2 separate regions of the Mus musculus genome follow, and region 1 is linked to region 2. A link is a contact called in ENCODE Hi-C or POLR2A ChIA-PET data. All regions are on one chromosome and are shown on one strand. The core of a region is the stretch at or near the end of the contact, and the rest is flanking DNA. Distances in the headings are between cores, read along the strand shown. Region 1 overlaps Arid2 (AT rich interactive domain 2 (ARID, RFX-like)). Region 2 holds the start of Arid2 (AT rich interactive domain 2 (ARID, RFX-like)).

Region 1 (3,551 bases), core at 141-2,640, 90 kb after region 2:
AGTAACATGTATATTGGAATGAGATTCTAGGTGCCTCGTGTATGGTTTCATTTCATCACACTGTATCTCCTATACTCACAAAAGGAAAAAACCAAGGTTCAAGGAAAGTAATGAGGCTGCCCAGGTCACACGGCCTGTTGAAGAAGGGCACACTGACGATTCAGGGCTGGCAAGGTGGCTCAGAACATAAAACCATTTCTGAAACCCATGGTGGTAAAAGAGAGCTGACTCCCCAAAGTTGTCCTCTGCCTTACACGCACACACACGCACGCGCACATTCACGCACGCGCGCGCACATGCACGCACGCGCGCACACACGCACGGACACACCCCCCCACACACACACACACACGCACGCGCACACGCACACACAATTGATGAACTTTTGTTTAAAAAGCAGACTGAAGAGTTGTGTCCTGTCCTGATGTGTTGAGCTGGAAAGTCTCTTTTGGTGACACCTGCGTCACTCTAGCTCTCACTCTCACGTTTCAGAGGTGAGAACTCATCACAGAAGCAACTTCAGCTCCAGAGTAGGCTCCCCGAGCTTAGAACACAACATTCCAGAGTAGGCTCCCCGAGCTTAGAACACAACATTCCAGAGTAGGCTCCCCGAGCTTAGAACACAACATTTCTGCTGGTTTTCTTTCTCTTTCCTGTCTTTAAGGGCAAGTTTTCCCGTATCCCATACTGGCCTCCAGCTCAGCAGAAGATGACTTTGAATTTCTGATCAGCTGCCTCTACTCCCAAGTGCTAGGGTTAAAGGCCTGTAAATCCCAGTGGTACAGTACTTGCTAGCATGGGCAAGAGCCTGGGTTAGAGCCCCAGCCTTCCAGGGTAGCACACTACCACTCCTGGCTTCCTGTGTGAAGTCAGCTCCGGGGCTGTGTATGCCAGCCAGGCACTTTGCCAACTAAGCCTCAGCCTCAGCCACAGGACTCAACTCCAGACTTCTCACTTCTGTTTATGTTTTATCCGTCTGCACCATTATATAGCCCTGTATGGTTTTGGTTTGGCTTAGAAAAAGAGCTGTGGTTTTACTCTTGGGGACCCAGCACTTTCAGTCCTTGCTGCCTGTGCTGACGTCACCAGTGAGTGGACAAACGCAGTCGCTGTCTTACCAACCTGCTAAACAGCTCTTGACTTCCATAAGAAATTTAACTTGTTTTCTTTTCAGGTATCTCAAGAAAATGGCTGACCTAAACATTTTAAAAGATACTCTATTAGTGTTTTTTTTAAGTAAAAGGCATATGATATAGGACATAACAGAGGTTATATTTAAAAGACTGTGTGTCTACTTTGTGCTAGTGTTACCGTCACAGCTGTAACTGCCAGCCAGGCACGGTGGCATGTGCCTGTGATCGCGCATCTGAGAGGTGCTGCCAGGAGGATTGCGTTCCAAGCTGTCCTGGGCTACCTGGCAGTTGAAGGCCAGCTTGAGCAGCACAGCAGGGCCTTGCCTAGCATCGGGAAGGTTCTGGCTCGGATCCTTAAGGCAAACTATAAACTGAATATCCTCCAAGATTAAGTTGGTAGACACTTTACTCTGAATTATTTACTATTTTTGATATTCTCCTTACATGGTTGTGTCATCATTACTAACTCTGACCTGAGGTTTGCTGTGATTCATGTTGTGTCACTGATGAAATCTGAGGGGAAAAGAATTATTCTAAGCAATAATTTGCAGCTGATCTGTTCTCGACAGGGCAAGTAAATCGTAAGGCTTTGTTTTCATTTCAGGCTATAATTGAGTTGCTTCTTACTACAATTCTTAATTTGAATAATACAGTCTGTTGTCCATGTCTACCGCTTCCATGTCCATGAATTTATAACTTGAATCAAAAATAGCAGAAAACAATTCTTTACTGACCATGAATTGGAGAACGCGGTGCAGCAGCTCTTTGTACTTCTGTGCATTTGCGATATTTGAATGGTGGTGTGGAATCGAGAAATGACCTAGTATACAGGGAGACATGCACACTGAGACATAGGGATTTTGCCATCTATATAAATGCAAACAGATCTTGATATCCATGGGAAGTCACAGAAGCCAAGATGTCACAGATGTCAAGAGATAACACAATGAATAATATTGCTTCTGTGGTTACATATTTTAAAAGGAGCATACTTCCTAACCTTTTAATAAAAATCATCTTTTTAAATGTAATCATTAACTTGAAATTACAAACTGTACAAAAGTTTTATGTTAGAATTGTGTACCTGTCACTAATGTCCTTATAGAGTATAGAATGCTGTTTTCTGGTGTCATGTCACAACCTCTATTTGTGCTTTTCCACAGAACACTCCTATGCCACCTTCACCAGCTGTACAAGTGCAGGGCCAGCCTAGCAGTTCTCAGCCTTCTCCAGTCAGTGCGTCCAGTCAGCATGCAGATCCAGTGAGAAAACCTGGGCAGAACTTCATGTGTCTGTGGCAGTCTTGTAAAAAGTAAATGGCGGGGTTTTGTTGTTGTTGTTGTTGTTGTTATACAAAAGCATACTTTGTTTTAGAGTGCTTTGATATTTAAATTTCTGTCGTGTATATAGTTTATAACATTTTGTTTTCTGAAACCAATAACTTCTAATGAAAAGTCTTTTATGTTGAGAGTTACACTTACCTGGAACAAGAGGCATGCTTCAGCTGAAAGGTCTGTATCCGTGTCAGAAGGACTCGATTGCTTCATGCTAGTAAGGAATTTTGATCAATTAAGAACCTGGTTTTAAGCCAGGCATACTGGCACAACTTAATCCCAACACTCAGGAAACAGAAACAGGCAGATCTCTGCATTTGATGCCAGCCTGGTCTACATAGCAAGTTCCAGGCCAACCACAGCTTCATAATGAAACCCTGTTTCTTAAAGGGAGGGGGGTGGGGCCATTATAGAGTGGAGTGTGCAGTCGTTCCTGCCTGTAATCCTAGCACTCAGGGATGAGGCAGTAGAATTGCCAAGGGATCGAGCCCAGCCTGTGCTGGGACATCTGTCTTAAAGAAAAGAAGAACCAAATTTGATTGTGTATTTTCTAAGGTTAATATAGTGAGAGCTGTAAAACTTCTGGAGTTACTTTTTTTTTTAAACTAGTAATTATTTATTAAGTAATCACTAAAACTACTTAGAAGTAATATTTAGAAAATGAATTTTATCTTTAATTTTGAACATTGTTCTTGAAGTCATGCCATTTCATAATTTAGTAAGTAATATAAATAACAAATAGAAATGAACTTACTGTGTATGTGTGTGTGTGCGTGCGCGCGGTGTATGCATGACGTGTGTGTGTGTGTGTGTGTGTGTGTGTGTGTGTGTGTGTGTGAACCAGGAACTTGCCATCTCGGCTAAACTGCCGGAGAGCTCCCCGAGATCCCCCGTCCTGCGAGTGACACCGGCCTGCTCTGCATTTATGTGGGTCAAGTCCATTTCCTTGTGTTGGTGCAGCAAGCACTTAGCACACTGAGCCATCTCCTAGCCCCAGGACTAACTCACTTTACCCCGTTTGTGATGCTGGGTGTGAAGCAGAGGGAGGGCTTTGCATTCACCGAGCAGGTACAGGGACTGCTTC
Region 2 (3,694 bases), core at 958-3,457:
CAGGAGTCGCCGACGTCCTTGGCAACGCGGTCCTTCCCCCCCCCCCACACCCCACGCGGGCTTCCCCCCCGGGTCCGCTGCATCCTCGGCGGAGGTATTCCACGGTGACGGGTCTCTCGCCTCGCGCACAAGATGGGGCCCGGGGAGCGGCCGCCCGGCGGATCCATGGGCGCCGCCATTTTGTGAGGCGCGGCGGCCGGAGCTCGGCTGTGTGTAATGGTTGCAGAGAGTGACCCCCCTCTAGGGAATCCCCGGCGCTGACGGTTACGCAAGGGGCCGTGCGCAAGTGCGGAGCGCAGGGAATCCGCACAGCCCGGCCAGCCCGGCTCGCCGCTGCCCTTGAGGCGGCGGGGGAAGGGGCGGCCGCTGGCCCAGCCCGGCTCTCCCCACCAGCGCGCCTCGCCTCGCCTCGGGCCCGGCCGGCTTCTCCTCCTCCTCCTCGGCCAGGGTCTCCGCCCCTCACAGGCTTGCGAGGCACTCACTGGTCCTCGGGTGTCAGGAATTTGCTAGCCACACCTTATCCCGACCCCACTGAAGACATAAACTTTACTTGGGAAATAAACCCGTTTCCTAGAGTGAGTACCGGAAGCACGCTCCGCTCTATTACATAATTCTCTCTTTTTTTAATATACTCCTCCCCGTCACCCGATAGGTGCTCCCATCGGAAAGACTACCTGAAATAAACCCATCCAGACTCTTACCAGCTTGTGACCTTGGGCTAGTGACTTTGCCACTGGTGGCTGTCTCTAAAATGGGAATCCTAGTAGACCAAAGGAGAAGCATGAGGCTCTCCACATTTGCAGACCGGGGAGGGCTCCAACACCCGGGTAAATGCAAATTTAAGTGGTACTAAAAAAAAAAAAAGATACAAATTTTGAATTCCCTATGTACACATTTTCTTTTTTTTTAAACTGAAAGGGAAAAACATTTTGCCCTCTTTTTCAGATACTAGTGCAAAAAAAGACCTAAGCAGTGTTATTCTCAAAGTTGGGAGGTTATTTCCCAACAGGCGCGATTACCGTTTGCGTACCTCCGGGTTCGGTGCACCAAACCGACCAAAAAAGGGAGGACGAGTGAAAAGCCTTACTCTAGCTCCACAAAAGTAGGGCAGGCAGTTTCCAGCCTATTCGATCCTACAGTTTGTCAAAGTGAGTTTACGGCCCCATCATGGACCATGTGCTCGGCGGGCTTCGTGCTAGCACGATGAAGCCCGGAGGCCAACGCCTCCCGCTAGCAACGTCTCCAGAGGGGGCGAGCGGACTCGTCCGCGGCCGCCGGGGCTGCGCCGAGCGAGCCTGCTTCTCAGTGTGGCCGGAGGCCCGGCGGGCGCCGCCGGGGACGCGAACATCGCCTCCACCCCTAAGCCCGGAACAACCGGTAGTGGCCGTTTCCCCGCGCCGCCCCCCTTTCCGCCCGCTTTGTGTGCGTGTGAAATGTGCTGCACATTGCAGATGAACCCTAAGCCGGGCGAGCCGAGTCTATTGTTCCCCGCGAGGAGCCGCCGCGACCGTGTGGAGCCAGGCGCAGTGCCGCGGCCGGCCCTCGGGGGGCGCTGTGCGGCGCTGGCGGCCCGGCCGTGGCGGCGGCAGCAGAGAACGGGAGGCTGGCGGGCAGGCAGGCAGGCCGGCGGGCGGCGCGCAGCGGCTCGGCTGCCGCCGGAGCCTGTGCCCGGGGACGCCCGGGCCGCCGCCGCCGCCGCCGCGCGTGAATGTGTGCGAGGGCCCCGCGGAGCCGCGGCCCGGATCCACGCTGTCACCCCGCTCTCCACAAGCCACCACACAGACCTCCCCCTCCCCACGCGGCCCCGCCTGCCCCGGCCCCGCCGCGCCGCCGCCGCCGCCGCCGCCGCCGCAACTCCCAGGCCTGCGGCCGCCCGGGCCCCTCGCCTCGGCTCGCCCGGCCCCCGGTCGGCTCGTGCGCCCCCCGGCCGCAGCACCATGTTGAATCGCGTCCCCGGGCCGAGCCGCCAGGGCCGGCGGCGCTGAGAGGCGGCCCAGAGCCGGGCCGCGGGAGGCGGCGAGGCAGGGTGGGGGCCGCGCTCGCCCCGCGGCTCCGCGCCCGGCCGCCCGTCGCCTGCCCCTCTAGTTTCGCTCCCGTTTCTTTAAACTTTTTTAGAAATTCCCCTCCCTCCGGCCCTGCGCTCCCCCTGGCCTCCCGCTCCCTCCTTCCCCTCCTCCTCGCCTCCTCCCCCTCCCTCCTCCCTCCCTGCGCCGCCGCCGCCGCCGCCGCCGCCGCCGCCGCCGCCACCGCCGGCCCATGACTGAGCCCCGCCACCGCCGGCCGAGGAATGGGCTCCGGGCGCTGGTAGGGAGCGCGGGGAGCGGGGGCCGCGTTTGAACCGCGATCTGGGTTTTTTCGGGAGACCTCCTTTGGCAAAATAATGGCAAACTCGACGGGGAAGGCGCCTCCGGACGAGCGGAGGAAGGGACTGGCTTTCCTGGACGAGCTGCGGCAGTTCCACCACAGCAGAGGGTGAGAGCAGGACCGGGGGGGCAGCGCCGGGGCGAGCCGGGGCGAACGGGGGCCCGCCGCGGGCGCGGGGTCCCGGTGACAAGTGCGGGGCTTTCTGTCGCCCGCAGGTCGCCGTTTAAGAAGATCCCTGCGGTGGGTGGGAAGGAGCTGGATCTTCACGGGCTCTACACCAGAGTCACTACTTTAGGCGGATTCGCGAAGGTGAGTGGAAGTTTTAATTTGTATTTCCCTCTCGCTGGCCTGCTCGGAAAAGTCTGCTCCGACCCGGGAGCAGGCGCCCGGGGTCGGGGGGGCGATCGGCGGGACACACGGCGTTCTCGGCGCTCGCAGCCGGTGGCCCACGGAGGCGGCCGGCGGCGGGGCTGTTTTCGGCCTGGTGGCTCGCGTGCGCGCGGCGGGCGCGGGGCTTGGGCGGGCGGTGCGGCCCGGCGGCGGGGAGCGCCCTGCCCGGTGTCCGGCCGGCCCCGCGGGGTCTGAGCGGCGCGGCGGGGAGCGCGGGCGAGTGGAGTGCTCGCCCGCCGCCCGCCGAGCCCGCGGCCCGCCCGCCCGCCCGCGAGTCAGCGCTGCCGCCGCCGCCGCTGCCGCTCTAGCACAGGCGGAGACACAGAGACACACAGACTCTGAGCAGTTTTCGTGCAACTCAAAATTAGCGCGGGCAGGTTTAACATCGATAATCGGCTGCGAAATGATCCCGGCGGCCGGGGGCACAGCCTCGGCCCGCTCGCCCTGGCTTTCTACAGCTAACAAAAGAAAGCAGGACCTGTCTGCAAATAGCCATCTTAGGCTTCAAGGCTAGGCAGAAGCTGTAGGCCTCAAAGAAGGGCCTATGGAGATGGATAGATCTGGGAGAGGGATCGGAGTCGGCCCCGGCCCCGGCCCCCCCAGAGCTCGCGGACGTCGCTGTCCGGAGCAGTATTGATCCTTTTGAACTTTTTTTTTTTTTTTTCTTTACTGCAAACGGACCGCGTTGAGATTTAAAAGGGGGCGACAGAGGGACTTGCGATTGGTTATTGTCCGGGCTTCAAAAACAAAACAAACCCACCAACCCCCCCCCAAAACAAAACAAGTGCTGCTAAATACAGGGCTCTCTGATGAAAACATAGTGATTCAAGCAGCCCTGGCTTAGTAACTCTCGTGGGTCGACCCCAGACACCCACTGCTCCTTAGGTGTCTACAGATCTCTGCAGAAGGGGCATTTAGCTTCCAGGTTAGGGTAGGTTTT

The links. A loop is a pair of places that touch in the nucleus more often than their neighbours do. ChIA-PET counts read pairs that join two places held with the same protein, here RNA polymerase II (POLR2A).
Region 1: a map of heart shows a loop between it and region 2 (2.3-fold over the local background). The contact joins the enhancer-like site here to the promoter of Arid2 in region 2. A Hi-C loop is called at or near these places in 1 of 37 maps with a recorded cell type or tissue (heart). POLR2A ChIA-PET finds 5 or more read pairs at or near these places in 3 of 5 experiments (Patski and embryonic stem cell).

Annotation. Positions count from the first base shown.
Region 1 is chr15:96,376,518-96,380,068 of GRCm38, forward strand. It overlaps Arid2 (AT rich interactive domain 2 (ARID, RFX-like)), which reads left to right. Exons shown (of 21, transcript NM_175251.4): 16 at 2,297-2,445. Among named protein-coding and RNA genes, the nearest start is that of Gm41408, 74 kb to the right of the region's middle. Within about 2 kb of position 1,391, at least 1 of the 3 ENCODE cell types and tissues checked has a DNase peak (open chromatin) inside an H3K27ac peak, as active enhancers do.
Region 2 is chr15:96,285,315-96,289,008 of GRCm38, forward strand. It overlaps Arid2 (AT rich interactive domain 2 (ARID, RFX-like)), which reads left to right and starts at 2,208. Exons shown (of 21, transcript NM_175251.4): 1 at 2,208-2,472; 2 at 2,580-2,673. The coding sequence starts at 2,381. Gm38469 reads right to left here and starts at 2,084. Exons shown (of 3, transcript XM_011245785.3): 1 at 702-2,084. The coding sequence starts at 1,939. The coding sequence ends at 1,196.